Regions from separate parts of the Homo sapiens genome. Here region 2 is linked to region 1. The links are chromatin loops, found by intact Hi-C in ENCODE. Cell type or tissue: mammary epithelial cell. All regions are shown on one strand. Links, peaks and the distances in the headings refer to the core of each region. The heading gives the core; the rest is flanking DNA.

Region 1 (11,914 bases), core at 1,496-9,495:
GGTGTTCCCCTCTCCTCACTTAAGCCAGGTGAAAAAGTTCTCAATAGAACTTCTGGGAGGTGTGCCCTGTGTTGGAGGACACAGAGGCTAGTTTCTGGTACACATCTAGAAATATTAAATGTGAGGGGCTGGTTATACCTTCCCCAGGTCAGAGAGTTGGGAGTGCAGCAGCAGCAGGAATAAGAAGTACTTTTAGCTGTAATGGGACAAGTGTGGTCCTTGGAAGATAGTTGGGGCTATGTTGAATTTAAAGCACTCTGCCCCAAAGTTCTGCCTGTGCCAGTGAGGTAAATCACAAGCCAAGAGCCTATCTTTCACTGGAACAATGTAGAGGGAGGCCCCTAAGTGGGGAGTTCCCCAAAAAATGGACTAAAGAGAAAGGGCTAGCATTTAGGTATCTGACCCTTACAGGGAGCTCTGACCCCAGATTAATATCAGTGAAATGACTTTTTAATCTATCTCTCTTCTCTTCTGCTGGCCCCCATTCTCAGCAGAGAAGTGAGAAAGGAAGTAAAACAAAAATAGGAAAAGCTGTCTTTCTGCTCCCTTCTTCTACTGCCTCCCAATCAGGTTTCTAAGCTCAGATCAAACCAAGCATTTTAAATGAAATTAGGTTGAAATTTTGACTTAGATTTCATTAAACATTTGAATACCCCAGAATGAGAGTGTTATTTATGTTTAATACTTTAAATTGACTGAAAAAGCTACAAGATCTGCTTCAAATATCATCCAGCTGAGAGACAGAAATGTTAAGAAAAAAAAAGATATCTCAATATTTTACCCCCACTTGGTTTGGATTGGTAAATATATTCATTATGGTAGCAATAAATACCTTTGTATACAGACCTTTATTATTCATTGGGGTAATTTTCTTATGATAAATGCCCAGATGTGAAAAAAATTGATCAAAATTTATGAACATCGTGATGGCTTCAGATAAGAAGTGCTAAACTGACAACCCACGTTTACCAATATAAACTGCCACTGGCAACACAAAGAAATTAATTTCATACCAAATCTCACTGTACCATTGTCACCCTTATAATAAGATATCCCAAGTCAAGGTCACAACAATACAGTATAGAAAGTAGAACAGGGGTCAGAACTGCTAGTCTTCTCTTTGTACCGCTGGCTATATGATTATATATTTAGAAAAAACCTACAAAAATTCATATGGATTTTGTCTTGCAAAAACCAAAATGCGATTATACAGTACATATTTGTATTCACTTTGTTGTGAGTGTCTTCCCATGTCGGTACACAAAGAACTGCTTTCTTTTGCTAATAGATGTCCCTTTTCTTAAAAAATAAAAACATTAAGTTAAAAATTTAGGCTGGACGTGGGGGCTCATGCCTGTAATCCCAACACATGGGGAGGCCCAGGTGGGCAAATTGCTCAGAAGTTCATGACCAGCCTCGGCAGCATGGCAAAACCTGTCTCTACCAAAATATATAAAATATTAGCCAGTGTGGTGGCATGTGCTTGTAGTCCCAGCTACTTGGGAGGCTGAGGTGGGAGGATCACTTGAGCCTGGGAGGTGGAGGCTGCAGGGAGCTGAGATCATGCCACTGAACTCCAGCCTAGGTGACAGAGCGAGACCCTGACACACACACACACACACACACACACACACTCTCTCTCAGGGAAAAAGTCACATTAAATGTGTCATATTAATTAATTGCTTGGCGTTACAAGCACTGTAGTCTTTCTTCCTTCCCCTCTTTCCCTTCTCTCTTTATGGTTGTATCCTGTATTGTACACTACTTTCAGAATATGCGTTGTGTTGTTTAGCACCCACTCATTTAATATATAGGTGCTGCACATACAGGCATGAAGGAAACAAACATGGCACCTGCTCTTTGGAGTTTCCACCCTCATGGATCTCTCTTTGACTTTCTGCTTTGCCTTCTAAGCTTAATACTTAAATTCCAAATGCTTATCATATCCTGTGTCATTTGCTAAAAGTTGGCAATAATTAAGAGTGATCTTTCTAGTAGCAACACAAAGTGGGAAATTTGACCAGATACATAAGTTACAGTTGCTAAGGAAATGAACAGTTATTCACAGTTCTGGGGATGGAGAGAATTTTCCCTGTGGGTTTTCATTAAGAAGATACCTTGGCCAGGCACAATGGCTCATGCCTGTAATCCCAGCACTTTGGGAGGCCGAGGCAGGCGGATCACCTGAAGTCAGGAGTTTGAGACCAACCTGGCCAACATGGTGAAACCCTATCTCTAATAAAAATAAAAAATAAAAAATTAGCCAGGCATAGTTGCATGTGCCTGTAATCCCAGCTACTCGGGAGGCTGAGATATGAGAATTGCTTGAACCCAGGGGGCGAAGGTTGCAGTGAGCCTAGGTTGTGCCACTGCACTCTGGCCTGGGCAACAGAGTGAGACCCCATCTCAAAAAATAAGAAAAAAAAAAAAAGATAACTTATGATGTAGAGCAGTATGTTCTCAACATTATCTCAACAGTCAGCACAAACTGAATTTCACAACACTGTTTTCTGGGATGTGCTTCAATACAGCCCAGTGACGTAATGCCAAATATAATTCAGAAAAATGAATTCTCCCAGGATTACAAAGCTTAATGACTAGGTATACAACTTTCTGACTTAACCCAATGATATAATTTAGAGGGTCTGGAGTCCAGACCCCAGACACTAGAGAATATGTGGAATACATATGTTTTATGAAATAATTCATCGATAATACCTCATGCAACGTAAGTTTCTATGAATATAAGTTAGCAAGGAGTTTGAGAATATACTTCACCAGTCCAGATATTTCATGCCACTAGTTATAGCATATTTGGACGCTTTAATGGGTTCTATAACATATCAAACCTGATGCTAGAAACTTGATGTAGACAGCTGACTCCAAAATATCCCTACCCTACAATGCTCACCATCTCAAAAGAAACCAAGACTTGTACACAAATAGCTGTAAGAAAAAGTATTAAATGTCAAAGTTCATAAAAGGAGTTTAGATAAAGTGCAATTCATTCATTCAACAAACATTTGTTGAGTACCTAGGATTTGCCAAGTACTGTGCTAAATTTTGATGATACATCATGCCTAATAAAAAGTGTGTTACCAACAAAATTTTAAAAAAATAAAAAGGCGCCATTTCACATGCCTGTAATCCCAGCTAACTGGGAGGCTGAGGCAGGAGAATCGCTTGAACCTGGGAGGCAGAGGTTGCCATAAGCCGAGATGGAGCCATTGCACTCCAGCCTGGGAAACAAGAGTGAGACTCTGTCAAAAAAAAAAAAAAAAAAAAAAAAAAAAAAAAAAAAAGAAAGAAATGAAAAAGATTACATTTATAAGGGCAACAAAAAGTATTAAATATCTTTACAAGCATTTCAGAGATAAATTTAAAAAGACCTAAATAAGTGGAAGGATATACTACATTCATGGATTGGAAGACTCAATATTGTTAAGGTGTCAATTCTTACCAAATTAATCTGTAGGTTTAATGCAATTACAATCAAAATTACCTTAGAAATGTTTTTGTGGCAATTGATAAGCTGATTATAAAATGTGTATGGAAATGCAAGAGACCTAGAAGAGCTGCAGTAGGGAGAAATGATCCCTCCAAAATGGTCACATCTTAATTTATGGAACCTGTGAATAGTTATGATCCATAGCAAAAGGACTTTGCAGGTGTAATTAAGGTTATGGAGTTTAAAATATGAAGATTATCCTGAATTACCTGAATAGTCCCAATCTAATCATGTGAGCCCTAAAAAGCAGAGCACTTTCTTAGACTGAATACAGAAGAGATGCAGCAAGGAAGCCAGAGAAGTTTGAAGTATGTGAAGGACTCATCTTCAAACCATTGCTGGTGGTTTGAAGATAGAGAGGGCAGCATGACAAGGACTGCAGGTGGGCTTATAGCTGTTAGAGGCTCCCAGATAACAGCCAGTAAGTAAGTGGAGAACTCAGTCTTACAGCTGCAAAGAACTGAATTCATTCAAAAACCTGAATGAACTTGAAAGGAGATTATCCCTAAGGGACTACAAATAAATACCCAGACTGTCTGATATTATAGTTTTGGCCTCGTGAGACCCAAAGCAGAGGAACTAGTTGAGCCCATCTAGACCTCTGATTAACAGAACTGTGAGACAATAAATTTGTGTTGTTTTAAGCTGTTAAGTTTGTGGTACATGGTTACAGGATCAGTAGAAAACTAATACCATATCGAAGGCAATCTTAAGAACAAAACTGCAGGACTTAACGTTCTTTGTTTCTAAGAATTGTTCTCTCCACCACATAGCTCTAAATGAAAGAATGGCTTTTGAGGCCATGTTCGTCTTATATGACTCTTCCTCTCTGGCTACAACTGGTTGGATGGACTGGGATGAACTTGATTGTCTGGGGAATTTGAACTAAGCCCCGCAGAGACAGGGTCTGTTACTCCAATGTATCTCACCCCCTAAATAAGTGGAGTAAGTATTCATGTGCTTGTGTAGTCTTCTTCCTTTGAATCTGGGTTTTAACTAAAAGAATGAAGCAGAAGTGTCACTGTGTCAGTTTTACTAATGTGACCATGTGTTTATGTTTACAGTTAGGAAGGACATTAAAATGTAAAATGGGGCTCATGGCATGATAGGGTTGATATGATGATTAAATATGCTTGTATTCATGAAATGCCATGTCTGATTCTTGCTATGTGCCTGTTACTTAACAGGGGCCTAAGTAAATGTGAGTTTCATTTGCCGGGTAAATAACTGGAGACTGATGGCTTTCTGAATTTTTCTTCAAGTAGTGATGGTTATTGACTCAATTTCCTTAGACTAAGTATAGCTATGTGCACAGTAGCTTATCAGGAATTGGATACAGTCTGTGACCCCAGAGAAGTGGTGGGGGAGAAAACTCATAAGAAGATCAGACCAGAGCCCAGGCTATATAAGTACAGTGAACCAACTGAGCTAACCATGAGTCACGGCTCAAAAAAATTAATACCTCATGAGTCAATCCATGGCAAACTTCAAAGGCTGCTCACAGAAACCTGTTTACCTTCCCTGCCACCACTTGAGAGAACAAGGTCTTGCGTTTCTTAACTGCCAGCCCTAGAACCAAAGCTTAGTTCTTTGATCCTGTTGTGTACTCTACTACCTGGTGGAGTTATGTCACATGTGATACTAATGCCTAATATGTAACTGAGCACTTCCCATGAGGCAGATACCGTTCTAAATACTTGATGTGTATTAATTCATTTCAACCTGCCAATATGCCTCATGAGACGGGTATTAATAATATTCTCATTTATAGATGATGAAACTGAATTAGAAGAGTTTAAATGACTTTACTTCAAACAACAAATTAGTAGCAGAACTTGAATTTGTCTCAGGCAGTCTAATCCAGGATTTGTGTTTTTAACCACAATATTATACTGATTAGCTACAGGATGAGAAATGTCAGAGTTAAAATTATTTTGAAAATATAATTATTTTGGTTTCACAAATTGCAGGTACACAGAAAAATTGCAGTACACAGAGTTCAGCTTTGTTGACTTCAAAGACGAGGTGTATTTCTCTTCTTACTACTTTCAGGACACTGAAAAGAATCATGTCTACGAGCTTCTCCCCTGCTTCACTTTGTGATGAGTCTCTGCTTTCTAGGACAGGAACATTTCCTTTCAGGTTCCTGCACTTGAATATCTCCTTCCCCTAATTTATCGTCCTGAATGGATGGTCATGGTGACATCTACAACCTGCTTTCTGTAATTCCTATTCTGATTAGCTAAAATATAGGTATTGTTTTCTATCTTGTTTATTTTTACACAAGTTTACCTATATAACAAACCTGCACATGTACCCCTGAACTTAAAATAAAAGTTAAAAAAATTTCCTTCATTCACATTCTTTCCTCTACAACCTTACTTCCCTATTTTTCTGTTTTCTGTTAGTCATTTTCTGACATTTTGAAAATTAATATTTATACTACCCACATCTATGTTTGATTTTTATAAAATGGCCCTTGTCATGTGCAATTGAAGAAGTGGACTATTTGTTACACACCATTTACCAAGGCTTTATTTTTCTTACAATTGCTTGCTCTTGATGGGCCATTTATTCATAATAGAATGTGGACCTCTTTTAATACTTTAATATCTAAAGACTTACACTGAATTTTCTCCACATTTACACTTCCTGGAGTCCTCTGAAATTTTCCATATCTTTTGGTACTTCACACAGGTGAAATCTGGGGACCAAAAGAGATACCTTTTCCCATACATCAGGCAAATATCTCTTTTCCTATCATGTTTGCTCACAGAATGAAACCTACTCTCAAAATCCCTTAGCTCTGTTCTGAGATCCCTGATAAACTTCGATGGTGTTGGAAATCCATCAATGTCAGCCTCCAAGTTTTCTACTAATGCTTCTAGACCATGTGGCCTCTTAGAAACATCCAACTGATATACAGCAACAACATGCAGGAAGACAAAGGCATCTCCAGTGGGACTGAGAGCAATCTTAACGCAGTGAACAGCTTGAGATTCCAGATTGCGGTGTTGGCATTGGTATCCCTATTCTTCCCTTCAGAAGAAAATATTCTTAAAATGGGCAATTTGTAGGTAAGTATCTTGTTTGGGGTCTCTAGAAGCAGAACCTGAGGCAGAGATTTGGGTACATGTGATTTTCTACAGCATGGATATTTCCTTTCAGGTTCCTGCATTTGAATATCTCCTTCCCCTAATTTATCTTCCTGAGTGAACAGCCATGGTGATGTCTATAAACTGCTTTCTCAAATTTCTCTTCTTTTCTCCTTCCCTCTTTGAGGGAATACTCTTCAGGAACTACCTGTTTGGGAGTGAGGAAAGCAGGACTGGAAGGCAAAGAATCAAGCAAGGCTACAGTAGTCCAGGTTGGCTTTTATCCATGCGGGCTCTGGAGCATGCATGGTGCCATGGAGAAGCGGTTGGACTCTTAATTTTTTTTTTTTGAGACAGTCTTGCTTGTTGCCCAGGTTGGAGTGCAGTGGTGTAATCATAGCTCACTGCAGCCTTGATCTGCTCACCTCAAGCTAGCCTCCCAGCTTAGCCTCTTGAGTAGTTGGTACTACAGATGCCTACCACCATGCCTGGCTAATTTTTTTTTGATTTTTAGTAGAAACAAGATCTTGCTATGTTGCTTAAGCTGGTCTTGAACTTCTAAACTCAAATAATCCTCCCACCTCAGCCTCCCAAAGTGCTAGGATTCCAAGCATGAGCCATTGTGCCCTGCTGGGCTTTTTAATTTATTTATTCTTATATCACTTATTAGTTATTTGCCACTATCTGCCTCCTCCCTTGGTCACGTAAACTTCTAGGCATCTCATGGCCAGCTATTCTCTTTAGTCAAGTACAATTCTCTGGCAAAGTTTACTCAGGTAAGCCGCTAATGGCACCATTTGCAGCACCTGGGAGAGGGGCACACCAGCTGTTAAAGAGTGTCCAGTGGATCTCATACAGGGTCTATCGCAATAGGTAAGAGTACAATGATTATTTATAGCTCAAACAAGACTCATTTTTTTTTTTCCAGTATGCAGGAAATTTTCTGTGCCATGTTGTTGATTGGAGCTTCATTCTACAAGTGTTCCTGTTGGAGTTAGGAATGTGTTTGGCTGCAATAATAGGCAACCTAATTAATACTGGCTTAAACAAATAATGATTTATTTTCCCCATGCAGTTCCAGATTGAACAAATGCTATGAGGGACACAGGCTCCTCGAGATTTCTCTGGCATCCTTAGAATGTTGGTGTCATCCCATTCATGCTCACCTAATGCTGCATTACCCCAGGCCTCCTCCATGTTGCAGGCAGAAAGAAGTAAGAAAGGGAAGTGTTGGCACCAACAGGCTTCCACTTCTGCTTCATGCAACATAACTATGGTATATGGCTACTCCTGGCTGCAGGAGAGGCTGAGAAAACCAGCTTTTGGTTTTTATAGCTTCAACAGAATGGAGATAGGCATGGGATAGTGAGATTGGAAATGAAAATCTGTCTAGTTCTTCTGCAGTATCTGCTACAGAACCTTTATTTTTTAGCATTATTTTCTGAGGAGTTACTTATTGACTACTAAGGGTGTGATAGTTTCCTTTAGGCAGAACAAGACAAGCTAGGAGGCATTGGGGAGCTTGCCCTCTAGGGAGGAAAGTATACCAATAAGTCAGAATCCATTCAATGTGACAAAGACTCTGAGAAAGGCATGACTTTCCCATATAAGTGAGAACACAGAGGGTGGACTTGGCCAGTTGGGCTGAGAGAAAGCAGTTGATGGAGACATATTGGCACAATATGTCTGTGTGTCTAATGTGATTGTGGATGAAGAATAGCCGGTAATTGAAGATAATTCTTACTTTGTAGCTTCAAAGAATGGATGAATGGTTAGCTAGTGAATATAATTGGATTCTGAAGTGCCCCTGTGGGGCATATAAGAGGAGCTATCTAGTATGCAGTCAGAAGAATAATGGTTAAAACTAACTCAGCCCTCACTACGTGCCAAGCTCTTCATATGGGTGAACTCTCTTAACTCTCACATCACAGCTTGTGCTTATTACTATCATCCCCATTTTACGGAAGAGCAAACTGAAGCTCATAAAGGTTAACTAAGTCATCTAAGGTCACACAACTAGAAAGTGGTGGCACCCAGATTTGAGTGCAAATATTCTGACACCAATCTCTGCTCTTAACCACTTATTAATTCAACAAATATTTAATGAGCATCTATGATGGGCCAGGCACTGTTCTAGATGCAGGGGATACAGTGGTACAGAAAGACATACTTTCTATCCTTATGGAGCTTTCATTTTATTGTAAATAAAACCCCACAATGTTATATAATAAGTAAATTTTATTGTAAAAGAACTGATTTTAAAAAGAACTGATTTTAAAAAATGTATAACTATTTTATAAAAAACATGTAGTAATAACATATATATAATAACAGTTTGATGTTAGTAGTGATACCACTATCACTGTACCACACCGTCTCATGACAGAAATGGAACCCAAAGTAGCGGAATCGGGGTGGCAAAGAGCTTGGCCTGGAGTCCGTGCAGGGATAGGTGGATGACACTGCTGCAAATGGGACTACAGAGAGGAGACTTGCTAGAGCCAAGTTTCCAGAAGCGAAACCTGGCCCAACAGTGCTGGTTTTGACCAGTGCTTCATCAAGAGCAGATCAGAGGTAAGTGTACGTGATACTGCCAAGGCATGGTGGCTCTAGGGCAGTGACCTGGCCCAGACCCAATTCCAAGGTTCTATAGTACTGACAGAACTGGCACTAAGCTCTTTTTTTCCCTGAAAGTCTGACATGTAGTTGAAGATATGCAGTGAGGTTCTGAGTTGGCTTGAGCTATCTTTTTCTGTTTCCTCTCTACTCTCAGGGGTATGGTCAGAGACAGGAATTTATATGGTGCTGTCTTTTGAGAGGCTTTTTGTTAATTACATGAGGTTAGATCTCAATACAGATTTTAGAGACCTAAGCCTTACAGTCCCACAGAGAAGGGTCATGGGTTTTACCAAACATCATAAACTTGAATTGGGAGCTTTTGTTAAATAGGGGTGGGACATTTTCTTGGGATGAAGAAAATAAATAATTACTGCCCATCAGAATAAAAGAAGACAATATAAAGGTCTGTCTTCATAACACTTTGTGTTTAATAATCAGGTTTGCTCAGGGAATTAGGAGGAACTGAATTTATTTAAATTATGTGTTGATCTTACTATTAAAATAGGAGCAAGTGGAAGAATGAAATAAAAATAAAGGAAGACATCTGATTAACGGGGAGAAGGGAGACGTTTCTTTAGGAAAATGATTAAAGTCTTAGCATATAGTCTAGACAAATATGAAAGAGAAGAAGTTCTTGGAGGCCAAATTCGACATATCTGAAACTGGACAGGAGAAGCACATCTATCTAGCTGCTCCTGTCTGATGAAGGGATTGCTATACAACTGCTCTAAGATCAGAAAAGATAATTGATCTCAGGGAGGAGATGAGTGTGATTCTCTAGAGGGTTCCTGAAATTAGGAAACTATTGAGGAATATCTCTATAAAACTGCAGATAGATATTCCCTAATAAGAACACATGGGTAAGCACCCCTTGAGGACTGAGACAGCTACGCACAATATTTGGACAAATGTGAATGAGGAAGCCTGAGAAGCCAGGATAAAATACTGAAGGCACTGAGTCGCAAATTGGAAAATTGTACAGTTATCATAGATGGGGAAGCAGGAATTGCCTGTGCCTGACGAAACCTGCCAGGAAAATTTATGGAATTATGATCCCCCCCAGGGGAACTCACAGGGCAAATAAGATGTACTACTAGAGAGCCAGGCAAGATAAAAATAAATTGAGGTCAGTCCTGAGTTGGATATTGATCTGATGAGATGATGCCTCCTGAGTGGTATTATACAACTCAAGCAGGTGAAGATAAACAAGCTTTGTTTGAAAATGGCATGCTTTGAAAACTGTTCATTCCTTGACTTGGCATCAGACACTCTGGAGAAACCCAAAAGAAAAAAAATCTAGAGGAATAAGTTAGAAAGACAAATGTCTGGGCCAGAAAAGCAATGTGAAAGCAAACAGAAGGAAAGCACCATTCCAGCAAGCAGTGTTCATACTATTCTCAATAGGGAATGATAAGGTCAATTAAGAAACAGGCCAGACTGCTGAAATCTCAGCTAAGATTCAGATGGGAAAAGAAGGACACAGAATAGTGGAGGCCTATCACCCCTGCTACGGTTGGAATGTTTATCCCCTCCGTAACTCATATTGAATCTTAATCCCCAATGTAGCAGTAAAGGCAGGGCCTTTAAGAAGTAATTGGGTCATGAGGGTTCTGCCTTCATGAATGGATTAATCCATTCATGGACTAATGAATTAATTGGTTAATAGATGAATGGGCTGTCATGGGAGTGGAACTGGTGGCTTTATAAGAAGAGGAAGGGAGACCTCAGTTAGCACACTCAGCCACCTTGTCATGGGATACCCTACACTGCCTTGGGACACTGCAGTAAGTCCCCACCAGCAAGAAGGCCCTCACCAGATTCAGCCCCTTGATGTTGAACTTTCCAGCTTCCAGAATCATAAGAATTTTTTCTTTATAAATTACTTAGTTTCAGGCATTATGTTGCAAGCAACAGAAAATGGACTAAGACAATGCAGAAAATACATGGAACTGAAGGAAATGTTAAAGGTCTGGAACTTTCAAAAGCAGAAGAAAAACAGGTTTTCCACGAGCATAAAACTGAGATATGGAAGCGATTTGTTTGTTTAGTGACTTTCCTGAACTAATTTGGTAAAGTCTACATTCTTTATTGTGTGTGGCTGCTGAAGTCTTTGCTCAATGAGCTTAGAGATTAGCTAATGATTGCATAGAGACTTCCTTCAATGCTTTGAACCAATAAATTTCCCAGCCTTTGCAGAGGAACTCTGTGTGCATATCAGGACATGCTTTCAATGCTCAAGCAGTAGCCTTTACTTCAGACTTCAGCAGAACTTCAAGATAAGCCAGAGATGAGAGTTTGGAGTGTTCTCAAGGTTTTTTTCTGGCTGTGTGTGCAGTCCTGGGCATGTGGACAGCCCTGAACTTATGAATGGGCTTCTAAATTTCCAGGATGTTGTCAGCGCTTTTCAAAGCTCCTTATGGACTTTGCTTTTCCTTTTAAGTTTCTTGGTCAGTTTGTTGATTGCCTATTATTGCCACCTCAGGCAGCTGTGATAGGAAACAATTGCTGCTGATTGTTTTTGCTAAATGTCCTCAAGGAAAAGGTTGTTCACACTAAGTGAGCTCCAGTCAGGTCATATAAAGACCTGCTAGTGAGAGTTTCCAAGAAACTGCCAGAGAGGTCAAATAATGACAATTCTCTGAATTGGTGATTTTGGAGAGTGCCTGTCTGCTTCCTCCAGTGGCTGCTAGGC
Region 2 (11,914 bases), core at 2,373-10,372, 170 kb after region 1:
TTAAGTTTTTCTATGCTTGAAAAATAATTTTCCACTTCCAGAATTTACCTGCCCCTCCATCCTTGCTTTCCCAATCCCTGCTCCTTCCATTATCCTTTTGCAACACCCCTCCACCTCCATCACTGACCGAGATGCCTGAAAATTCAATAACATCCTATTATCTCTGCTGGGCAACTTGCCAGCTAGAAGCTCAGAGGACTGGTCACTTTGTTTTGGGGACACTGCCTTTCTTGCTTGTTGCATTCTTGCAAACCTGTGGAAACACTGAATCCCTTTGCACTGCCTGGAAAGTCATTCTTTGTATTGATTCTTTTTTCTTTTTTCCATTTCTGGCTTGGGGTACAATGAAGGCACAATATATTTCGCCAAATCTTAAAACCTTAAAGCAATTTGTGCATCCAATTTTGGGGCTGCCTTTTTCTTCCAGAAAGTTCCCTGAGGCTATCTCATATAAAATCTTACTTTGAATAACATATTTGGACACATTGATGAAAACATTCCTTTAGTGCATTGCCAGTTGCCAGATTGGAGAAAAAGACTTCAGGAGAAAAGGAGGGAATATTTTAAATTTGCTTTTGACTGTGGCTTCAAGGAGTAATAATCACCCATTACTTTGGATCAGAATCTTCCAATGACTCAAGAGCACATATTTTTATCATTTGCTTTCTGTACTCTCATCCTCTTTATCCCATGTTACTCTGTTCCTGTGAGAGTTGGGGGGCAAGGAAAAAATGTAAGGAAGGGGTAGAGGTGAGAGAATTTAAATGGGAAGTCTGATTCCTTTTTATTTTTTCATAAAGTGCCACACATGCAAGTCCATGAGTATCTCAACAAATCTGTCCCCCACATCCAATGCATCTTTTGTACTGACAAGGAGAGGGGGTTGGAAATGTCATCTGTAGCCAGCTTATATCCTGTCAGTGTTAAGGTTTTATTCTTGTGACTTTATAGTTCTCAAACTCTTTTTAAGGGTCACTGGAGGGTGATCTTTTGTTTAAGAGATGGGTTAGGGGAGGGAGTGGGTTTGTGTGTGCCTCTTGGTCTATAATAATTATGGCTGACATCGAACTTAGAAAATAGGTTAATTTCAAGAAATTCTTTTAATTTCTTAATTAAATAAGAAACAACAACCATTAGTTTATTTTAAAATAAACGTTAACGATTAAATACGAATTTTTAATGTAGATCCCTTTTACTGATTTAGGGCAAAGAGACCTTCTTTCACTAGGAGTTGTTTCCTCTAACTCAGTTCACCTCCTATTGTATCTCATCTCTGGCTTCTGAAATCTTACTCCTATTTTAATGGCTGGCTCAGGATTTCCTGTCTACTGTTTCTTCCATCGCTGATAGAGTTTCCCTTCATCTGCAGCGACCACACATACTCTAATTAACTGCCCAGGATTGCTATGTTAGAGGAATGGGGTGGAATCTAGCAAAGTGTAGCAAATTATTTTTATCTCCTACTCCCTGTTAAGCAGCAGTTGTTATTCTATTATCTGTGTTTTGAATCTAGCTGTTTGATCCTCAAAGTCTAAAAGTAGCTTCTGTGCAGTTTTATGGTGGTATGGCTGTTACTTGCTGCTATAAATTCCTCTGGTTGAGCCACATCCGCTTGCCACATCCTGAAAATACACTCAACTATATTTTCCCATGCACACCTATATATTGTGGCGGCCTGTAGTGACATTGCTTTTTTTTTTTTTTTTTTTTTTTTGAGATGGAGTTTCGCTCTTGTCACCCATGCTGGAGTGCAGTGGCATGATCTCGGCTCACTGCAACCTCAGCCTCTCAGGTTCAAGCTATTCTCCTGCCTCAGCCTCCTGAGTAGTTGGGATTACAGGTGTGCCACCACGCCTGTCTATTATTTTTGTATTTTTGGTAGAGATGGGGTTTTGCCATGTTGGCCAGGCTGGTCTTGAACTCCTGACCTCAGGTGATCCACCTGCCTCGGCCTCCCAAAGTGCTGGGTTTACAGGCGTGAGTCACTGCACCTGGCCAACATTACCTCTATACACATTTATTTTTCCCTTCCTCACAAACCCGCCAGTTCTGAATCAACAGCAAGTACAACATTGCCATTTCTCGCACACCATGCTGACCTTGTTGTTTCTTATTTAGCTAATGATGTGTTACAGTTGGCATTTCACTGGGAGGTTTGCAAGAGTCAGTCTCTCTTTTTCTAGTGCTACAATTAGATTCAACAAGAGAGAAGAGTGCTGTGATGGGAAAACTTTACATTCTCAGACATTATTTCCATCTGGGCATTTTGAAAAGATGAAGAGCAGGCTTGTCATTATGTCTCCATCTGATAATGTGGTTAATGTATCCTTCATAAAGCTCAGCTTAAATAGGGAAAAACAAGGGAATTGCAATGGTGCATTTCCATGACTTCTGATGGCAACACTCTAATTCTTCTGCCTTGTTGTCTTTAAGCAAAGAAGGGAGGAGATGGGAAGAGGAAAAAGAGATAATGTAAAAGGTAGGCAAAGGGAATGGCTTGGATGTGCTCATACCTGAGGCAGGAACAGGTTGAGGTTAGTACAGTGCTATCGAGTTTCTTATGTTACCTTCCTTCTGCTCTTGCTATTGACTTTGCTTTCTCCTAATTCTGGCTTGCTCGTGATTCCTCATGGCTTCTAAAGGTATTTCATGGCCTTCTTTGATGTACACTGTCATCGTCTTCTCTTACTCATTTCCTGTTTCAAATATCTGAGGAAGAGAATCTGACTGGCATAACTTTTTTTTTTTTTTTTTGACAAAGTCTTGCTCTGTCACCAGGCTGGATTGCAGTGGCAAGATCTTAGCTCACTCCAACCTCCGCCTCTTGGGTTCAAGCGATTCTCGTGCCTCAGCTTCCCAAGTAGTTGGGATTACAGGCACATGCCACCACACCCAGGTCATTTTTATATTTTCAGTAGAGACGGGGTTTCACCGTGTTGGCCAGGATGATCTCATCTCCTGACCTCATGATCCGCCCGCCTAGGCCTCCCAAAGTGCTGGGATTACAGGCATGAGCCACAGCACCCGGCCATAACTTGTCTTTTTACCTGTGGCCACTCCAGAGGTCATGGAGAGGCTATGGTTTGGCTGCTCTTGCTTTAGATTTGCACCCCTGACTGAGACCAGAATGGCCAGGCTGCATGGTATAAAACATATCCTCCTGGGGCTACATGTTCTGCAGAGGCTGTGGGTAGGCACATTCTGGGGTATGGTAGGTGGCAGCCATTATCACCTCAGGTTCTCCAACACAGCAGACACAAGCTATTCATGCTTGTAATTAATTTTGTACCCTACATGAACATAAGGCAAAAGAGCCCACAAACAAAGGGATCTAGCAAATGGCAATTGTAGGATGCTCGTTGTTGATACATTTGGTTCAAAACGAAAGGCCTCTGTGTTAAAATCCACAGCAGGAAACAACAACAACTACAAACAAAAAATCCTCAAGAGTGGTTTTACTAATGAAAACATAGATAAACAATCATTTATGCCCTCAGAGAATGAATAAAAGATCAAAGTTGGAATAACAGAACACAGAGACTTTTTTTCCCCTTTTTCTGCTTCAGCAAAAATCACCCAAGGACTGAAAAGTTCACTATTCTATTGCTTCTTGTATATGAATGCAAATGTATATAGGCCAAAATTCAGGTGGGGTTTTTTCCTGCCCCTTGAGATCTACGTAAATTTGCCTTTAACTCTCAAATTCCATGGTCCACAGAGCTTTACCTCCAAGATTTCTGCTACTTTCTAGAATGGGAATGCCAGTAGATGAGTCAGTGTGTCCTGTTGGCTTTCTATACCACTTGGGTTCAGCTACCTCGAGTGTGCCTTTGTTCTGTAATTTGTCCATTCTAGTAGGAAACTGCCATTTTGCGGAGGGTTTCGCCCTCTCCCACAGTCCTGTTTCTCACCTGTCTCTTCCAGGTTTCTCTAGATGGCTAAAGGTCTTCCATTTCTATTTCTTCTCTTTTGCAGAGCAACTCAACTCTCCCTCCAGATTTATTCTCCTTAGTTTTAACTCCTTAGCCCTCAAAAAACCTAAACAGAATTGAGGGACTTCCATTCAGTCTCTATGCTTATAAGGAGGCAGTAGGCATTATATAGTAACTCGCACATAGATAGCAAATAAGCTATATAGTACTTTATAAAAGCCCCCACCAAAATGTGAGATTAGAACCATTATCTCACTGCTGTCAATGAGAAGACTTGAGTACTGAAGTTAAGTGAAGAACTTGGGATCACTACGTAACTAGTGTGGCAGGTTAAATGCCAATGTGAAAGTTACGTTAGGTTCCAGTAGATTCAAGGAATGCCATAGGTTTCATATACTTGTATTTCAACAAGACTTTGTATCAATTTGTCAACACATCTTTGGTGGAACTAGTGGATCTATGTTTCTGGACAATTGGGTGGATCTGTTTCTGGCTGAACGGCCATCACCAGAAAGTGCTTATTAGTGAATTACTATCAAATGAGAAAAAGTTAGAATGGATTTTTGGCACTTTGTGGCATCCGAGTACTCATGACCTCTCGTGACAGTGCCCTGAATTCATCTGGGGCAGGAAGTGCAGGTGGAATCCTTCTATTACAGCTGCTAAGGCATCTCATTGGCCAGATCCTTCTTCTTACTGCCCTGGTACAGCCAGGAGTCAGTCATGAGACCTGAGCTCAGCAAAGAAGACCTTTCTCTGGGCTCTGCAAATCTTGAACAGAGTGACACAGACAAAGAGATGATGATTAGAGCTTATTTATTCCAGAGCCAGCCTCTTAGGCTAGACTGTCTGATGTACCTGATTTTGGTTCTATCTGGTTATGTTGTTCCCAGGCATGGTTCCTTGGCTTTCTTTTGATTTCTTAGAATGTGTTTTTGTTAACTGTAATCAAAGGACCTAAATGAGAACAGATTTCTCTAGTGGTACGTCAAATTCTGTCCATGACTCTCTGTCTTGTCTGCCATTACTTTTCAATATCTGAGATTAAAATGTGGATTATATCAGGGACTGGAATGATTACAACAAATTGGAATGATGGATAAAAACAGGCAAAATATGACTAATAAAGATGATTGCAGATTGGCATTTTAGATGCTAAAATCTAACTGCACGCGCTGAGTTAGGTAAGTGGTAGAAGCTTATGTTAACTGCAATAATAGCAATAACTCCCGTTTAAGGTATACAGTGCAACAAATCCCACAGATTGGGAAATTGAGGCTGGAGATGACTCAGCTAACATCTGGTGGTAGTAGAATTCAAACACAAGTTCTGGGTTTTTCCCTAAGGCTATAGGTAGTAGCCAAAGCTGCAATCATAGAAGATTTAGCCAGAGACCAGAACCAGCAAGGGCAGTTCTGGGGTCCAAAGGCTGTGGTGAACTCAGGTATGAGCCAGGGGGCGTTGTAATCCAGGGGCTGAGGCAAAGCAACCTGCAGGGGAAAATTAAAATCAAAGTGGTGTTTTATGTACTGCCAAATACGACACAGCAAATATGTAAATTCTCCCTGAATCCATCTGTAAGTTTAATGCAAATCTTATCAAAATCCCAGTATGATTTTTCCTTTTTCAATTTTTAAAATTATGGTAAGATACACATAGCATAAAATTTACCATCCTAATATTTTATATATACACTTAAATGGTATTAAATACACTCATAATGTGCAACCATCACCACCATCCATCTCCATAGCTCCTTTCATTCACCACCATCCATCTCCATAGCTCCTTTCATTTTGTAGAACTGAAACTCTATACCTATTAAAAATAACTTCCTCACTGGGGCCTGTTGGGGAATGGGGGGCTAGGGGAGGGATAACATTAGGAGAACCACTTAGTGTAAGTGACCGGTTGATGGGTGCAGCAAACCACCAGGGCACATGTATACCTATGCAACAAAACTGCATGTTCTGCCCATGTAACACAGAACTTAAAGTATAAAAACAAAAACAAAACTTCCTATTCTTGCTCTTCCCCAGTCCCTGGCAATCATCATTCTACTTTCTGTTTCTATGAGTTTGACAACTCTAAGTACCTCATGTAAATGGGAGCATATAGTATCTGTCTTTTTGTGATTGGCTTGCTTCACTTAGCATAATATCCTTACGGTTCATCCATGTTGTAGGTTCATCCTTTTTATGGTTGAATAATATTCCATTACATGTATACACCACATTTTGCTTATTCATTCATTGGTTGGTGAAAACTGGATTGCTTCCACATTTAGCTGCATGGACATGGATGTTCAAATATCTACTGGAGACTCTGCTTTAAATTCTTTTGGGTACATACCCAAAAGTGGAATTGCTGGGCCATATGGTAATACTATTTTTTTTGTTTTTGTTTTTGTTTTTGAGGAACTGCTGTAATCTTTTCCATAGGGACTGTATCATTTTATAGTCCCACCACCAGTGCATAAGGGTTCCAATTTCTCCACTCTGACAACACTTATTATTTTCTGTTTTTTTGAGAGTAGCCATCCTAATGGATGTGAGGTGAGATTTTATTATATTTGCATTTCTCTAATGATTAGTGACGTTGAGCATCTTTTAAATATTTATTGGTTATTTGTATAATAGTCTTTGGAGAAATATCCACTGATGTCTTTTTCCTATTTTAAAAATTGAGGGTTTTTTATGGTTGTGGCTGATTTGGGGAATTCTGTATATGTTTTGAATATTAATCCCTTATCGGATATATGATTTGTAAGTATTTTTTCTCATTCTGTGAGTTGCCTTTTTTTTTTTTTACCTTGTTGATAGTGTCTTTCAATGCACAATAAAAAGATATGTTTAATAGACTCCAGTTTGTTTATTTTTTCTTTTGTTGCCTGTCTCTTGGATGTCATATCCAAGAAGTCATTGCTAAATCAAATGTCATAAAACTTTGCTCTATGCTTTCTTCTAAAGGTTTTATAGATTTAGGTCCTACCTAAGGTATTTGATTCATTTTGAATTAATTTTTGTATATACTGTTAGGAAAGGTTGGAACTTCATTCTTTTGCTTGTGGATATCTAGCTCAGCATAGTTTTTAATAAACATAGGCAAGTTTATTTTAAAATTTACATGGAAATGCACAGCACCTAGAAAGCTGAAATATTTTTTAAAAGAATAACTAATGGGAGAAAATTACCTCATATTAATGCTTACTATGTAGCTATAGTAATCAAGACAAATGTAGTGTTTGTGGAGGGACAGACAGGTAGATCAAGGGAACAGAATAGAGAACACAGATATAGACCCTTATAGATGACTGATTTTTTGACTATATTAGTCTATTCTCACACTGCTAATACAGACATACCCAAGACTGGGTAATTTATAAAGAAAAAGAGGTTTAATGAACTCACAGTTCCACATGGCTGGGGAGGCCTCACAGTCATGGCAGAAGGCAAAGGAGGAGCAAAGGCGTGTCTTACATGGTGGCAGGCAAGGGAGCATATGCAAGGGAACTGCCCTTTATAAAACCATCAGATCTTGTGAGACTTATTCACTATCACGAGAACAGTGTGGGAAAAACCTGCCCCATGATTCAACTGCCTCCCACCGGGTCCCTCCAGTGACATGTGGGTATTACGGGAACTACAATTCAAGATGAGATTTGGGTGGGGACACAGCCAAACCATAGCATCAACAAAGGTGCAATAACAATTCAGTGGGGGAAAAATGGTGTTTTCAACAAGAGGTGTTGGAGCAATTGGACATTCATGGGCTAACAATAGGAAAAAAAGAACCTCAATCTAAACCTCATACCTTATACAAAAATTAACTCAAAGTGGACCATAGGTTTACATGTAACATGTAAAACTATAAAACTTCTAGAAAAAAAAAAGAAGAAACTCTTGAAAACCTAAGGCTAGCAAAGCATTCTTAGACCAGTTAGCAAAAACATGATTCATTAAAGAAAAAAGTGATAAAAAGAGCTTCACCAAAACTAAAAACTTTTGCTCTGCAAAGACTCTGTTAGGGAGATGAAAAAACAAGCTATAGACTGGGAGAAAATATTTGCAACCCACATAGTTGACAAAAGACATACCTAGAACATATAAAGAGCTCTTAAAACTCAACAATAAAAATTGAACAAAGAATCCAATTTGATAATGGGAAAAATGCATGAACATATATTTCACTAACAAGAATATACAGATGGGAAATAAGCATGTGAAAAAGACGTTCAGCATTGTTACACATCCAGGAAATGCAATGCAAATTAAATTCACAATAAGATATAGCTACACATTTATTAGGGAAAGGCGTAGAGAAACTCATGTATTGCTGTGATAATGTAAAATGGTATAGTCACTCTAGAAAATTATTTGGCATCTTCTTATAAAACTAATATAGACCTAACATACAACCCAGAAATTACACTTTTGGACATTTATCCCAGACAAATGCAAAGTTATAATCATACACAAATCTACATTAATGTTCATAGCAGCTTTATTTGATACAGCTCAAGGCTGGAAACAATCCAAACATGTGTCAGTGGGTAATTGGTTGAACAAATTATAGCACATCTATACCATGGAATATTGCTAAGCAATAAAAAGGACCAAAGTGCTGATACATGCAACAACTTGCATAGATCGCAAATGAATTATGTGGAGTTGAAAAAGCTAATCTCAAAGGTTATACTATGTGATTTCCTTTATATAACCTTCTTATAATGACAACAATTATACAGCTGGAGAACCAGATTCATGGTTGCCATAGAACTGCTTTGTATCTTGACTGTGGTGGGCACACAAATCTACAGATGTGATAGCATTGCATAGAACTAAATACACACACATACACACACAATGAGTACATATACAACTGGTGAAATCTAAGTAAGTCTGGTGAATTAAATCAATGTAAATGTCCTGGTTGTAATATTGTACTATAGTTATATAAGAAGTTATCACTGGGGAAAACTGGGTTAAGGGTGCACAGGATATCTCTTTATTATTTCTTACAAATACCTATGTATCTACAATTATTCAAAATAAACAATTTTTAAAAAATCAAATGAGTAATCTTTGTGATTCACCAGAAGCTGGTGTAAAGCCGAATGTCACCTATTCCCCAGGGTAGACCAAAGCCAGTTCTACCTGCCTCTACGGCCCACACTCTCCCCAGGTGAAGCTGCCATGAGCTGTCCTTCACTTCCTCCATCCTAAGGCCTGGAAATCATAGTATCTGGCACATGATGGTCACTAAAAGCTTCGCAAATGAAGGAGATCTTTTTCTGATGTCCACTTTCTACAGAAGTCTCTCCATTAGCTGGGTTTACTTTGTTACAATTGTTTTTCACTGCTACTATTTTTCACTATTATTCTAACAGTTTTACATGAGTAAGTGACAAAGCCAGATCACAAAGGGGGAGTGATATGGTTTGGCTGTGTCCCCACCCAAATCTCATCTTGAATTATAGTTCCCATAATCCCCATGTGTCATGGGAGGGACCCGGTGGGAGGTAATTAAATCATGGGGGTGGTTACCCTCATCTGGTTCTCATGATAGTGAGTGAGATCTGATGGTTTTATAAGGCACTTTTCTCTCTTTGCTCAGCACTTCTCCTTCCTGCCGCCATGTGAAGAAAGATGTGCTTGCTTCCCCTTCTGCTATGATCATAAGTTTCTTGAGGCCTCCCCAGCCCTGCAGAACAGTGAGTCAATTAAACCTCTTTCCTTTATAAATTACCCAGTCTCGGGCAGTTCTTTATAGCATTGTAAGAAAGGACTAATACAGGGAGAAAAGGCAACGCAACTCCCCAATGAATGAACAGCTGAATTCTTAACTTTTAGCTAATTGTCTAAGACCCCAAACTCAAAGTTGACAGATATATGCAGGCAAGAACAATGGTGAAGAATTCAATTACCATATAAAATGGATCAATCTTGTCCCAGAACAGAACACTGAACATCTCTTTAGTGAAAAAGAAAATTATCTTGTTTTAGTTTATTTACTTTCCAAAACAAAATGAAGACTTCTGAGGTCAGGACAATATAAATGTAATTCTCTGAGTCACTATGATAAAACAAATCTTGGCAATTATTTTGCTGAAAAGTTCAAGAATTTCTTTTTTCATTTATCACTCAGAATAGAAGTTAATCATAAAAATAGCTATTTGAGAATAGCACAACTCTAAAACAAGAATTCTTCAGAGTCCTTCCAAGATCTGAGTAGTTCCTAAGTAGTGGGCCAGATTTTATTTTTATTTTTTAAACTAGGCATCCAAAGTAACAATCAGTTTCTTTTGTCGTATCCTTTCTTCTTTACATCCTGTATGAGCACTGAGTTTGACTGAGTTTGGATGTGTTCCTATTCAACATTTAATGGGATTCACTCATAGGCTAATCTAATTCCTTATGTGGCTACATAGCTATCTAACCGAGACCAAAGAAGAAGAAATGATGAAGAAAAAAGGAAGCCAAAGATGGACTCACCCTGTATATTGCATCTGAGGTTAGCGTTGGGTGCCACTTCCATAATAACGTGGATGTTGCCTCTAACCAGCATCTTCAGGAAGTTCTAGAGATAGGAAAGATCTCCAGAAAGATTATGCCAAGCCATGAGTTACTTCCTAAATGATCCACCCTATCTTATGGGGTTGGATTAAGTTTTTCTTTTTGAGACAGAGTTTCGCTCTTGTTGCCCAGGCTAGATTGCAATAGCATGATCCTGGCTCACTGCAACCTGCGCCTCCTGGGTCCGAGTGATTCTCCTGCCTCAGCCTCCTGAGTAGCTGGGATGACAGGCACCCACCACCATGCCTGGCTAATTGTTTTGTATTTTAGTAGAGAGGGGGTTTCACCATGTTGGCTAGGTTGGTCTTGAACTCCTGTCCTCAAGTGATCTGTCCGCCTCAGCCTCCCAAAGTGCTGGGATTACAAGCATGAGCCACCCTGCCTGGCTGGGTTAAATATTAAATAAAGTACAGTCCTTGGTATAGAGAAGCACTTGTTAATCGTTAACTCTTGTTACTGTTTTATCATTATTACTATTTCAATGACTAAAATTTAAGAGTGAGAAAACCATCATTAGATAACCTCATTCACCCCCGTTATTCTTGTTCTAGGATGTCAGAACTAAAATGAGACCTCACAATGGTGGAGTTTTACCCCTTGAGCTTCTCTCTTGATATGTGGAGGAATGAGCATAACTTTCATAATCTCTAAATCAGGGGCCAATAAAACATTATGACTCCTCCTTGCAGAGTCCTATATATTCAGCAGTTCTTGGTTACAGTATTATAACCCCTTGTGTCCTTAGTATATTCTGCCATAGTAAAGTGGTGTATGGGATATACTGACTCTTTGGCATCTTTGAAAATTATTTCCTTGTAAAGCTAATATGATAGCGGTTTGACTTATAGCAACATGCCTTGTTTGCTTAATGTTGAACTCTATGTCAACAGTTCTGACTCTCCAATCTGCAGTTGATTGTGCTGACTTTGGCCCAGTAGCCATAGAAATTGCTCTAAACAATTTATACCCAGTCAGAGCAGACGCTATGATTTCATCATTTTGGACCACTATCAGTTCTACACAGAACCCAGTGCAGCCGCTACCCCTTGCCAGATTTGTCTCTATCTCACAGTGTCAAATTGGAGTGGCAGACACAGCTTTATTGATATTGCCTTCTGGAAATTTCCCACTTACCAATATGTTTGATTCTTGGAAACATGATTTAGTTTATCCCAACAAAAATCCCATAACATCAAATGTGAGCAGAGGGCTTAAGATTAGGCTTTAAATTGCTCATTTCTGGTTTACTTGGCTATTGCTAAATGAATACTTCTGAATAACTAACTATGAAAATCCATTTTTTTTTTGACAAACTCAGTTGGGTAGTCACACCTACCACATTCCCTGGTCTGTCTTTTCCAACACCAATATCTGAATGACTACCCCGATTTACTCCCCAAACTACAT

Evidence for each region. Peaks named below come from ENCODE experiments on the same cell type or tissue, not always from the same donor. Only the 100,000 strongest peaks of a DNase experiment are listed, where the experiment ranks them.
Region 2: a loop joins it to region 1, with 1.9 times the contacts of the local background. A loop is called at or near these places in 3 of 110 quality-filtered maps.

Annotation. Positions count from the first base shown.
Region 1 is chr3:31,370,386-31,382,299 of GRCh38, reverse strand. No RefSeq gene overlaps it. Among named protein-coding and RNA genes, the nearest start is that of STT3B, 160 kb to the left of the region's middle. RefSeq lists an enhancer at 4,272-5,471. In mammary epithelial cell, for the core only: no CTCF peak of the experiment used is centred there; a DNase peak (open chromatin) is centred at 5,009.
Region 2 is chr3:31,203,738-31,215,651 of GRCh38, reverse strand. No RefSeq gene overlaps it. Among named protein-coding and RNA genes, the nearest start is that of MIR466, 48 kb to the right of the region's middle. RefSeq lists an enhancer at 2,305-3,504. In mammary epithelial cell, for the core only: a CTCF peak has its summit at 5,373; DNase peaks (open chromatin) are centred at 2,671 and 2,961.